Linked DNA regions of Homo sapiens: region 1 is linked to region 2. A link is an interaction called in ENCODE POLR2A ChIA-PET data of the cell type or tissue named here. Cell type or tissue: PC-3. All regions are shown on one strand. Links, peaks and the distances in the headings refer to the core of each region. The heading gives the core; the rest is flanking DNA.

Evidence for each region. Peaks named below come from ENCODE experiments on the same cell type or tissue, not always from the same donor. Only the 100,000 strongest peaks of a DNase experiment are listed, where the experiment ranks them.
Region 1: POLR2A ChIA-PET joins it to region 2 with 5 read pairs; 2 of 35 experiments call an interaction of 5 or more read pairs at or near these places.

What each region holds. Positions count from the first base shown.
Region 1 is chr4:109,629,819-109,632,318 of GRCh38, forward strand. All of the region lies in intron 1 of MCUB (mitochondrial calcium uniporter dominant negative subunit beta), which reads left to right. Among named protein-coding and RNA genes, the nearest start is that of MCUB, 71 kb to the left of the region's middle. In PC-3, for the core only: no CTCF peak of the experiment used is centred there; no DNase peak of the experiment used is centred there; H3K27ac peaks cover 994 bases.
Region 2 is chr4:108,638,329-108,649,899 of GRCh38, forward strand. No RefSeq gene overlaps it. Among named protein-coding and RNA genes, the nearest start is that of OSTC, 6.5 kb to the right of the region's middle. In PC-3, for the core only: no CTCF peak of the experiment used is centred there; a DNase peak (open chromatin) is centred at 6,083.

The DNA.
Region 1 (2,500 bases), core at 1-2,500, 990 kb after region 2:
TTTGGATTTTTAGGGAAGCTTTATTATGTAGGAATGATTCATTAAACGTTTGGCCATTGGTGATCAACTTAACCTTCAGCTTCTCCCCCACTTCCTGGAGATTGGGCAGTGGGGCTGAAAGTCCCAACCCTCTAATCCTGCCTTGGTCCTTCTAGTGAGTAGCTCCCGTCCTGAAGCTACCTAGGAGCTGGCAGCTATCGGTCAACACATTAGCATATAAAAGACACTTACCACTTTGAAGATTCCAAGGATTTTAAGAGCTTCTGCCAGGAAACGGGGAAGTAGACCAAATATATATTTCATAGTATTACAGGAAACATAGCTGCTTTTTTTCTTTTTATCAGATTAAAAAAGAATTCTTGTTGGGTGCGGTGGCTTGTGCCTATAATCCCAGCTACTTGAGAGGCTGAAGTGGGAGCATCACTTGAGGCAGGAATTCAAGACCAGCATGGTCAACATAGCAATACCTTGTCTCTGAAAAAATAAAATAAAAAACAGCCAGATTTCGTGGTGCAAGCCTGTAGTCGCAGCTACTCAGGAGGCTGAGGAGAGAGGATCACTTGAGCCCAGGAGTTGGAGGCTGCAGTGAGCTATGATCATACCTCTACATTCCAGCCTGGGTGACACAGTGAGACCCCATCTCTAAAAAAATTTTTTTCTTCATTATCTAAATTTTTTTTTCTTGGGAGTTTTCAGTCAGATAATATAAGTCAGATGATACATAAATGATTTCAGCTGCAAAATTCTGTTTTTTGTTTGTTTGTTTGTTTTTGTTTTTTGAGATGGATTTTTTGCTCTTATTGCCCAGGCTGGAGTGCAATGGCATGATCTTGGCTCACCGCAACCTCTGCCTCCTGGGTTCAAGCAATTCTCCTGTCTGAGCCTCCCGAGTAGCTGGGATTACAGGCATGCACCACCACGCCCAGCTAATTTTGTATTTTTAGTAGAGACGGAGTTTCTCCGTGTTGGTCAGGCTGGCCTTGAACTCCCAACATCAGGTGACCCACCCGCCTCAGCCTCCCAAAGTGCTGGGATTACAGGCGTGAGCCACTGCGCCTGGCCTGCAAAATTGTTTTTTTATTCTTGCATTAAATGTACTGCCGTTCCTGGACTTCCTATTATACAAGCTGACTCATTATTTGAAGAGTCCCTGAGCTTCACCATTTCGCAGACCTGACAACATACAGAATTCTTTTTGATTCTTTATATGATAGTTTATTCTCTTTTTCACCTTTTCTGCCTAGATACTCAATTTCTGGACAGAAGTCAGTGGCAACTCAGATGAGATCAAGCTAGTATAATTTGCCATAGAGGATAATCTTTCAGAGGAAGCAAGTTATTATATAAATAATTTCCGCTCAATTAGAAACTGAGTATGCACACAATCTGTACAGTTCTGTTTGTTGTGATGTTTAACACCACACTACACACGGGCACTTGATTTGTGGCTTCTGATGTCAACACATTTCTAGTTGATGAGCTTTACTCATCTCTCATGTTTTGTGACTCTAGGAATCTGTTTTTCTTTTCAACTATCACACCTCTTTTATTTTTCATCTCCCAACATCAGATAACTAGATAGGAATGTGAAACTCCTTCACATAGCTCTTTTTTATTCAGAAAATAAATAATAGAAATTGAGTGCCTGTGGCATATGTACTAAATATTGTGGTAAATATTAAATATATGCTTTGGACACAATACATGTTCGCAGGATTTTCCTTTAAAAAGTGCAGTGCAAAGTGCAGTAAGGAAAAAAAGAGGAAGTATAGTTTCAGTTATTAATTTATTATCCGTCAGCCCCAAATCTATAGTTCTTTGCCCTGCTTTGTGATATTGGAGTTGGACTCTGTCAACATTTCTCCTTTACCAGCTGTGCAGCTTTAGGCTCTGTCAGTGCAGGACCTGGGGAGACAATGCATGGTGGCAACAGTAGATCGGTACTGTCCTTCCAGTTCTGTTTCACCTTCCTTTATTCAGCCCAGGGGTCCTCACAGATCAACTTAAGCAGCACTCTCAGACCTTTCTCTCCCCACCTGCAGGCTGTTTCTCAGGCAGCTCCAGCCCAGTCTTCTGGCTGGTTTCCTCCCACCAAGAGGGCTGGTCTAGAGAACAGCTTGGTCCTGTTTACACTGCTGACAAACGGCAGGCCCCTTTCACAGCCCACCTCTGGCTCTTTGGCGCTGATGCTTGTGTATTTCTCATGTAGCCAATAACCACACCCTCTTTGAAGAGGTCCGAATCTCAGCCTAGATAAATGTTATTAAGGAGCACTAAGATCCAAAGAACAAAACTGAAATAATACATCCCTCCATTATTGAAATTTATTTACAGCAGAGGTCAGTGTACTTTCTCTGTGAAGGGCCAGATAGTAAATATTTTAGGTTTTCTGACCACATATGTATCTGTTTCATATTCTTCTTTTTCTTAAACAGTGTTTTGAAAAGATTAAAAAAAATCTTAGCTCATGGGCCATGGTTTGCTGAACGCTGGTTCAGAG
Region 2 (11,571 bases), core at 5,047-7,546:
TTATAATATCTGTAAATGTAGAAACTATCAGTTATGAACTTCTGTAACTCCCTTTTCATCTTTGGCACCTCAAAACTTTAATGTATGTAAAAGCATGGGCTTTGAAATTGGTAAACTGGAGCTCTATCAATCTCTGGCTGTGTCAACTTGAGCATGTTGCCCAATTTCTATGAGCCTCAGTTTTCTTATCTAAAAAATGAAACTAATAATGCCTACTCCAAAGAATTGTTGGATGGATTAAGTAAGACAACCTAATATAATTGCTGTGCATAGTAAATCCTAACTGTTGGTTGCCTTATACCTCTAATCTTCTTTCTGCTCTCTTTTCTTTAGAAGATGGCATGCATCTTTTCCAAGGTAAATTTTACCTCTGTTGAACTCTATCCCATACTCTCTTGCCATGGCCCTAATTTTGTTCAGTTACTTAACTCCTTCCCTTCCCTCTGACATCCTTGGTCCCTTCCTCTCCACAGTTTTATTCTCTCGTCTTACACAAACATGCCCAAGTCTCATCATCCATAAAAACCTCTGTCATTACCACTTCAGCTCTCTTCTTCTGTTCATACCCAGCTGTGTTGGGTGCCATGAATCATTCACTACTATTATTTTTAAAATTCCTATCACTACTTCTCCCCTCTGCAATCTGGCTTCTCCTGCCAACATGCTACTGAAATTAATGAATTAATTCATCAAATATTTACAAGCATTTATCATGATACTATGTCCCAGGCACTGTGCTCAGTAACTCAAGTCATTATAATACTGTGTGCTTGACAATATGTTGTACTTACTGGCCAAAAATCACCAATGTCTAATTGTCAAGCTAAATGTCTTCTTTCAATTTCAATCTATCTGACATGCTGGAAACTTCCCTTTCCAAGGCTTCTTTGCTATCGCTCCCTTGGCTCTTCTGTTCCTTTGATCTTGCTGTATTTACTTTGTAGTATCCTCCTAATTATGGGGGTGATTCCCTAGGCATCCATCTTCAGCTTTCTTCTCTCTCACTCTTTTAACTTTACTCTGTGAATTTCCTGTAATTATACACTACATTTGGTGTGTGTGTGTGTGTGTCTGTGTGCACGTGCATTTTTCTAGGAAGGAGTTCATAGCTTTTATCAGCTCTGCAAGGAGGTCTATGACCCTCCCAATAACAACCCTGACCAGTTCCACCTCACGTGTAGACACATTCTTCCACTGTGATGACTTCCATTATCCTCCACATGCTGCTGATTCCTGGATCTCCAACCCTAAACCTCTTTCCCATGCTCCAGCGACCATCTTCCCAACTCTGCCTAGGTCCCTCCTGGAGGGTCCTTCTAGAATAATAGTTCTCATCAGGCAGGTGGCAGAACCTCTGTCTCCCACTCCTTGCATGCCCCTCTGTGAGGCTTGGGTGGGTTGGGGGTGATGGGAGGGGTGCGTGTATAATCAGAGTCCCTGGGGTGCAGAAGCTCTGTTCTGACCTTGCCTCTTGCTATCCATGGAATTACTGCTCTATCCTGGCCATTTTCCCATTCTCTTTCTCTGGTTCCAGGAAAAGCCTTCCCTGGTCCAGCTCTTGGACACAGCTGTAGTGTAGCCTGGAGCCATTGTTACACAATTCACTTTCATCAGAGCCCTCTCTTTCCAGAGTGTTCAAGCCCTATATTTATTTTTAATCAAATTCTCATATTTCTATCTGCACAGAAAGATCTTATGGTGGGGTGCAGTGGCTCACACCTGTAATCCCAGCACTTTGGGAGGCCAAGGGGGGCGGATCACAAGGTCAGGAGATCGAGGCCATCCTGGCCAACATGGTGAAACCCCGTCTCTACTAAAAATAAAAGTATTAGCTGGGTGTGGTGGGAGGTACCTGTAATCCCAGCTACTCAGGAGGCTAAGGCAGGAGAATCGCTTGAACCAGGGAGTCAGAGGTTGCAGTGAGCCGAGATCGAGCCACTGCACTCCAGCCTGGCGACAGAGTGAGACACAGGCTCACAGAAAAGAAAAAAAAAAAAAGGTATTTTATAGCTTTTGCTTTACCACCACCTTCCCTGCTCTCCTCACTCACAGTCTGTCTCAGCCCCTCGCTGTCTCTCATCTGGACTTCCACACTAAGGTCCTAAAAGGTTTCTCTGCCTCAAGTCTTTCTGTCATCCCATCTATTCTTCCAAACACAATACTAATCATTTCAAGTTTTAAAATCCTTCAATACTTCTTTATGCCTATATAATGAAATCTAAAAGCATCATGACTTTGAAAGACCCTGTCTAGTCAGGCTTCTTCTTTTTTAGGTCGCATCTCCACTTTTACTCCTCCATGATCACCATCACTCTGTTACCACCTTTGGGGCTTTCCCATCTCTCTGCCTTTGCTCAGCCTTGTCCGAATGCCTGAAAGCCTTTTCCCAACCGAGGAATCCAGCTCTTCTATCAATGCTCCTGCTCAAATGTGAGCACTTCTGTAAGCCTGCCTTTTCCCTACCTGTTTGAGAATTTTTTTTTTTTTTTTTTGAGAGAGAGTCTTGCTGTGTCGTCCAGGCTGGAGTGCAATGGTGCGATCTCGGCTCACTGCAACCTCTGCCTCCTGGGTTCAAGCGATTCTCCTGCCTCAGCCTCCAAGTAACTGGGATTACACACATGCGCCAGCATGCCCAGCTAATTTTTGTATTTTTAGTAGAGGCGGGGTTTCACTATGTTGGCCAGGCCGTTCCTGACCTCCTATTCCTGACCTCAAGTGATCCACCTGCCTCGGCCTCTCAAAATGCTGTGATTACAGGCGTGAGCCACTGTGCACTGCCTACCTGTGATAATTAATCACTATTTCCTCAGGTCTCTCAAAGCCCAATTGGCCCAAACCTCCAATAGGCATGTGCTTCTCAGGCAGTTCTGCCATAGCGTGTATTCTCCTCAGACTAGGATAACAGTTTCTTGGGGATAAGAGTTATGCACTGGTTATCTTGGCACTGACAGCATTTAAGACAGCTTGTTTCTGCTACATGATCCATAAATGCTTGATGAATGAATGAATGAGTGATGAACGTTGTCATCAACAACACTACTGCCTACTGTCTTTTTGTTTGTTTGTTTTTGAGACAGAGTCTCTGTTGCCCAGGCTGGAATGCAGTGGCGAAATCTCAGTTCACGGCAGCCTGCACCTCCTGGGTTCAAGTGATTCTCGTGCCTCAGCTTCCCGAGTAGCTTGGATTACAGATGCCTACTACGACGCTCAGCTAATTTTGTATTTTTAGTGAGATGGAGTTTTGCCATGTTGGCCAGGCTGGTCTCGAAGTCTTGACCTCAGGTTATCCACTGGCCTCCACCACCCAATGTGCTGGGATTACAGGCATGAGCCACCGTGCCCGGCCCTGCCTGCTGTCATTGATTCCCATCTTGGCAAGGAAACGGAGGGAAGTGTGTGAGATTAGGCGTATTTCCACAAAACAAGTATTAAAATATGGAAAGGAGTTGTAACATAGCAAAGAAGGCAGTAGTGAATAAAAAGAACCAAATTTTACTTCCTGTTTAGCTACTTACTTCTCTCTAGCTAGCAGTAAAGACAGCATCTTGATTGGCATAATGAGATTTGTTCAGTTTCTTAAACAATGCACCCTGGCTGCAATGTAGAGAGAAATAGAGGCAGGACATCATGTGGATCTGAATTAATAAGTGGTGGTGGAGGTAGAAAGGAGGGAACAAACTAAATAAACATTAAGGAAGTACAATTGCTAAGATGACACCTTGAAGGATCAAAGGAAATGGAAGAATCGGGTTCATTTATTGATTCATTCAACTTATTTAATGAGTCCTACTATGTGCCAGCACTGTGAGAGGTGGTAGGAATTCCATGGTGAAAAATATTTTGTCCCTGAATTTGAGACACTGAGTTTCTGATATTACAATTGGCTGTGTAATGGTACATAGTAATAAACATCCAATCACTCCTACTTGAATGTAAGCAAATATGAGAAGCATTATTATGCATCTCTTACAGAATACAGCAGTGGACACCTGGGTAGAGAGACAGATGTGCTGATGTAAGACCAGAAAGTACTTTGTGTTCTTACAAAGTACTATTATAAAAGTTTATTTTAATTACAAAAGTAATATATGCTTATTACAGAAAAATTAGGAAATACAAGTAGTTTCAAAGAAGGGAAAAATAATCTATAATCACATCACATAGACACAGTCATCTTTATGTTCCTTCAGACTTTTTTCCAGTGGAAAATACATACAATAACAAATAAGCCAGTACTCTACATACAATTTTATGGTCTGATTTTCTTCATTTTAAGCCTATTGTGGAGGCCGGGCATGGTGGCTCATGCCTGTAATCCCAGCACTTTGGGAGACCAAGGTGGGTGGATTTCTTGAGCCCAGGAGTTCGAGACCAGCCTAAGCAGCATAGTGAAACCCTATCTCTACAATAAAAAAACACAAAAATTAGCCAGGTAAGGTGGCGTGTGCCTGTAGTCGCAGCTACTCGGGAGGCTGAGGCAGGAGGATTGCTTGAGCCCAGGAGGTCAAGAATGCAGTGAGCCATGACTGCACCACTGCGCTCTACCCTGAGTGACAGAGTGAGACTCTGTCTCAGAAAAAAACAGCTATTTTGGACATCTGTCCATTCCAGAAAATAAATTTCCACAGTGTGCTTTTTAATAGCTGTATAATATTACATGGTATGAATGCTTTACAATTTTTTTTAATTAGTCCACTATTTTTAATTGGGTATTTTTAATGTTTCAGAAATAACTGAAGATCAGTTGGAAAGTTACTTCACTAGTTAGACAATATGTTTCTTAAAAATAATGATGTCTCTTATGGCCCATACTAATTTAGAGCTCTGCAATGAAGGGATTCTGGGAGATGTAGTTCAGCTTAGCTAAGTTAACACAATACAAATCCACCACAGTTGATTCCTTGTCAACTAAATATCTATATATACCTTTCTGAACCACATTTGGCTTGATTTTTTTTTTTTTTTTTTTGAGAAGGAGCTCACTCTGTTGCATAGGCTGGAGTGCAGTGGAACAATCTTGGCTCACTGCAACCTCCATCTCCTGGGTTCAAGCAGTTCTTCTGCCTCAGCCTCCCGAGTAGCTGGGATTACGGGTGTGGGCCACCATGCCCAGCTAATTTTTGTATTTTTAGTAGAGACGGGATTTCACTTTGTTGGCCAGGCTGGTCTTGAACTCCTGACCTCAAATGATCTGCCCACCTTGGCCTCCCAAAGTGCTGGGATTACAGGCATGAGCCACCGCACTCAGCCTAGCTTAATTTTTTTTTTTTTTTTTTTTTTTTTTTGAAATGGAGTTTCTCTCTTGTTGCCCAGGCTGGAGTGCAATGGTGTGATCTCAGCTCACCACAACCTCTGACTCCCGGGTTCAAGCGATTCTCCTGCCTCAGCCTCCCAAGTAGCTGGGATTACAGGCATGTGCCACCACACCGGGCTACACCCAGCTAATTTTGTATTTTAAGTAGAAACAGGGTTTCTCCATGTTGGTCAGGCTGCTCTTGAACTCCTAACGTCAAATGATCTGCCCACCTCGGCCTCCCAACGTGCTGGGATTACAGGCATGAGCCACTGTGCCTGGCCTGCTTAATTTTTAAATAAGAGCAATAACGACATTATGCTTCCACCTAGCAATGTAACTATCCCTCATACAATTGAAACATGCTGTCTCCCCAAAACAGGAAACAAACTCCTTTTATCCATTTTTGGGTGATAATCATCTCTCTTCTAGGTGATTCAATATTCCCTCTTTGATATCCGGTTACTTAAACACTGAGAGCTTAAATATTATCAACAAATTGTATATCACATTTGACTAGGAGAATGGGAGCCTGAAAAAAATTGGTTAATATACACAAAAATATATTTGTATCAAAATAAAATACTCCTAACTATTACAGTGCTTATTTCTAAAACTGCTTACATGGTCATAGCTGGTATTTATAACTACATTCTTCCACTACCCATTTCATATTGTCTTTGCCCTCAGCAAAAATCTCAGCTGGTTGTGGTTTCTTGCCTGTTGGAGTGACCTAAACCTTAATCCCTGAAAGGTCTAAGCCACTAACAGTCCTGGCTCTATTGGGTTGTTGTAATTTTCCATTGAAGTTTATCACAGGATATGGGATTACTAAGGCATCTCAGGGGATCTACTGCATTCCAGACATACTCCTCCTTACTACTATTTTGTGATGACAATCTAATTTCCTCTTGATTGTCAAGATAAATCTGCCTAGCCCATAAAGTATTCTTTTATCTGTTTCTTGATTCATTGGCACGAGGACTTGTGAAGTGGCTAGCTGACAGTCTCATCTCTCAAATTAATGGAACCATTAATGTGTTCCTTGGTGGAAGTATTCTTCTTTGGTACTAATACTTCTAGATCAGTAGAGCCCTAAGTTGAGTAAAAGCAAGAGGAGCCATTCCCATTCCCTACACATGATTTCTGGACTTGTGAATTCTAACTGTGAGAGAAATATGTTGCTTACTGATTTACTGCATATATGTATCTTAGAAAACACGGACCTGCTCCCAAAGGGGTTGCCATCATAACTGAGTTTTCAAAAGACCATTCCACCATTTCACATACTAAGACTAGTAAGTTTCATGAACATGAGCCAATGGCCACAACTCATTTGCTGTTAAATGAGTTCCTTGGCCAGAAGCAATGCTGTATAGTAAACCATGGTGATGATTATGGCATTCCCTAGGCCTACAGAATAGTGATTTTGGTAGCAGCATCATGCGTAAGGAAGGAAACTTTGTTCTAGTGTGTTTACTTCAGTAAAAACCAAGTGCCTACTGGACCTGGTCCTATATAATTAACTTGCCACCAGGTCTGGCTCATCCTCCTGTAGAATAGTGCCATATTGTGGGCTCATTGTTGGTTTCTCCTGTGGCAGGCTGGGCACTCAGCAGTGGTTCTAGCCAGATCAGCCTTAGTGAATGAAAGGCCATGCATAGCTTCCATCCCTCCTGCCATGGCCACTTCATCTGTAGGTCCTTTGGGCAAGGTCACAAATGGATATGGAAAGAGGCTGACTGATGTCCACAGAATGGGCCATCTTGTCCACCTAATTATAAAGATCTTCCTATGCAGAGATTGCTCTTTGGTAAGCACTCACATAAGGCACAAATATCTTTACATAGATATCCTGTAGGGATAGACCCCTACAGGAAGGTCTATCCACATGCCTCTCCTCCAGACCTCCTCAGTAATTTTCCTATTGTGTTCCTTCCCATTTTTCAACCATCTGACTAAATGATTGAACTGCCCATCAATCTAACTAAATGATTGATCTGCAATTCTTGCTGTTGCTCCTTCCAGGCAAAATGAACAACCAGGTACACTGCTAAAGTTCTGCCCAATGGGAAGATTTTTCCTCACCACTTTCCTTCAGGCCTACCACTCTCCTTCATAGTGAGGCTGTTGTGCAAAGCCATCTACTTTCAGAGAGTGCCAGCACATTGTGTGGAACTATCTGTAAATCAGGCTTTCTTCTTCAGTCAACTGGTCATAGGTTGCCTGAAGGTATAATGCCATAGATATAGGTTGAGAGAAAAGAGACAATGTGGCAGGAATGTGGGCCATATGCATTTGAAACTATTTTTTGTACAACTTACTTGTACCTTCAAGATCTACTTGAGCTTGATCTTATGCACAACGCTTTCATTTGATGATAGAATGCTGCTGTAGACACCCACGTTTATTGGATGATAGATTAGACAATGCCAAATTGTCAAATGATGGGTAGTTCAAGTTTCATGGTAGCTTGTTGCCCACGGTCAATAGTTTCATCTCTACTAAGGTTCAGTGGCAAGCCTAGAGTCATTTGTCAATGACTGCCTGTGAAATAATCTCAGTGGCAAGCCTGGAGATTATTTCTTGACAGAGGATGACATAGGTTTGCGCCAAAGCTCTAAGGCTCTGTGCTACAGTGGCTTGTCAAAAGCTTCATAAAGCATGCCTATCTACCACAGACGTTACAAGTAATACTGGATCTACTAAGTTGTATGGCCCAAGTGGCAGAGCAGTTTGCTATTGAAGAACCTTTGCTTATTCAGGATCCCAATCAAAACTAGCAGCTTATTGGATTGCTCAGCAAATACATCAAAATGGTATGACCAAATGAAGTATATGTTGCAAGTGGTCCATCCATTGAGCATTGTGCAGCAAATATCCTTTATTTTGAAAGAGCTTTCTATGTATTACAGATCACTTAACCCCTAGACATTTCCCTGAGGAGACCCTGACATTTTATTGTGCTTATTTTTCCATCCTCTGGCATGCATTTGTCCTAACAATATATCTACTGTAGTTGCTACTTAGATCACTGTCTAATGAGCATATTATCAATGCAATGTCATAGTGTGATATTCTGTGAATGAGAAGGCAATCAAAGTTCCTGCAAATCAGATTATGACATAGAGCTGGGGAATTGATATAATTCTGAAATGGAGGTGTGTTGCTGACTCTGCCAGTTGAAAGCAAACTTCTTCTGATGATCTTTACCATAGGCATAAGTAGAAACAGCATTTGCCAGAACAGCTAACAGGTGCCACGAGATGTGTTGATGTGCTCCAGCGACAAAACCACAAGTGGAATAGCAGCAGCAGTTGGAGTCACCACATGATTAAATTTACAATAATCCACTGTTGTTCTCCAAGGTCCATCTTTCTTTTGCAAGGGCCAAGTTAATTGAGCGAAATGTGGCAGAAATCACTACTCAGCATCTTTCAAGTCTTTGATAGCACATCAGCCACTGAAGTCACTTTAGATTTATTATTTCTGTAGGTAAAAGCAGTTCTACTGGTTACACTTAGACTTTCCTGCCATAAAAGCCCTCATAATATGGGTCAGGAAACCAATATGGTGATTTTTCCATTTGCTGAGTACATTTATCCCAATTGTACATTCTAGAACTCAGTGATCTCACTACCTCTGGAAGGAGAACTAAAATTAGAATAGTGATAATGGGAAACTCGTTCCATATGTGTCTCTAATATTTGAATAAATTAATTATTTTACATTGGGCAGGTTCCTATGTTTTACTTGCATAATTTTATTTCTTATTTTCATTATTTATTTGTTTATTCATTTATTTTTAGAGATGGAGTTTCTCTCTTGTTGCCCAGGCTGGAGTGCAATGGCACGATCTCGGCTCACTGCAACGTCCGCCACTCGGGTTCAAGCCATTCTCCTGCCTCAGCCTTGCAAGTAGCTGGGATTAGAGGCATACACCACCATGCCCAGCTAATTTTGTATTTTTTAGTAAAGATGGGGTTTCATCATGTTAGTCAGGCTGGGTTCGAACTGCTGACCTCAGGTGAGGAGGCCTCCCAAAGTGCTGGGATTACAGGCATGAGCCACCGTGCCCAGCCATTACTTGCATATAATTTTAAAAACAACCTTCAAAATGTAAAATAACTACAACAATAACACCAAACCCCACAATATTGCATTAGAAAGAGTTTTTATTTAGATCATGAGACATAATAGTGCTTCGTACTCATGCTTATACAGAACCTAGCGCGAAAGAACATAATTCAAGACACTGTCAACCAAACTGCAAAATGTCTTCATAAATAAAAATCCAGGTTAATATTAGTATTATTATCCTACAAAAAACAAAGCTACTAATTTCCTCTCCAACACATATTTAAATAAACAGAAATCAACAATATTTGTAGCCTTTGTAATTCTAGTTTGTTTAGAATTTAGTTAAAAACTTATTTGTGGAGCTCTCCCTCTCTTTTGGCTGGCAGAACCATTTCTGACTTCAAGGCTTTTTATTAAAATATTCTACAATGAACACAGAAAGCTTGGTAGATACCATCTTTACACTTTTTTCTTCTTTGAATATATATTTGCTTGTGCACAGTAAGAATTATTAACATTTGCTTTTATATGTAGCTTAAGATGACAGCTCTACTGCATATTATATTGTAAACTGTGTTTCTCTCAACATTTTTCCTTCTTCATCTATAAATAGAAAACCACTGAATGATTGATTATATGTTTATTTAAGGGCATGCTCTAATGCCCACTGCTATATTCATTATTTCTTTGGTTTTCAGTTACAGAGTTTATGTTATGTTTAAATAGAACATTTTTCTGTAGGAATTGTGGGTTAGGACATGGATGATAACAGATATGCATATCTTACTCATGAAAGGTCTCTTTTATACGTGGCTTATAGAATATTACAAACTCATGTTGAAAAATATTTCAAAGCTTAAGAGGTTAAAAAATAATAATGAATTGGTTCCTGGAGCAAACTTACTTTTTGGAAAGTGATAGTAATAATTTAACATATAGATGAATGCAGTGTGTTCTGACTTGGCAGTTTTATTATTTATGAAATTAATTTTTCATTTAAAAATTATATATTAATAATTTATATGTTTTCCACAATGTAGGTAGAAATTATGTGTCCCTAGTATACACAGGAAGAAGGATAAGTATATAAACGTATACCATTTTAAACGTCTTAAATCTATTTACTTCTACAGCAATTGCCTTTTAGGTCTCATCCAGTCACAGACTATACTACACTTTTTGAGTTTATTTCCCTTCCCAGGAGCCACTTTTGTCATATGTAAAGCAGTTATACTAGTATTTACCTAACAGAATTGTCATGAAGAGTATATAAGCACAAATGTAAATCACTTAACATAGTACCTGCCAAGCAGTGGTTAATTAATGTTAGATTCCTTTTTAAGCTATAAAGGAAATTTAAAAACCTTTAATCCCTATGTTTTTCCAAAGCAAAATGTTTTATTTTTATTTTTTTCTTCATACCAAAGCAAAATATTTTAATTGTTCCAAAGTGTTCCTTACTTATAAAACTGTGGGAATTTCAGAAACATTCTGCTTTACAGTGCCCAGAGAAACTTCCTACATATAAACGCTGGTTTTGGTGTAAATGCATTCATTATTGGTGTTATCATTGGCCTTTACATAACCTAAGATTCGTGTGGCTCCGTTAAGACATAGGCAATATGACTCTGGGAGAGACTCTCACTAATGAACAGTAAGGGCAGCAAGCCTCAACTGTACTTAGAATTGGATACTACAATGTTTTGATAGTATTTTCATTACCGTCTTCAAGCAATTTCTTAACAATTGAGTTGTTAGCTAATTAGAAGTGCAGAACCAATACATGGCATCCTGTAAAAATAACCACGGGCTTAGTAACAAGCAAATAAAAAAATATAAAAACATTGGCTCTATAATGTGTCAATATGCTCTGGACTTATGTAATCAGTGACTCTTAACTCTTGCTCCAAAAGGAAGTTAACATTTGTAGAGTCTTAAAAGATTATATAAAAAAGAAAAGCAAAACAGAAAACAAAAAATCTTTTAGACCTTCTAGTCCATCCCTAATGACTAATTCTCCATCATATATTTTCATCTATTTGGATTGTAAATGTTGCCCAGACCAGAGATGGCGGTGGTTCACACTAGGGTGTCAGTGGTGGAATGGTGAGGGGCAGATGAATTGGAGATATTTTGGTAGTACAGCCAAAGAGACCTACTAATATTTTGGATGCAGAAGGTTAGTAAGGAGAGAAATC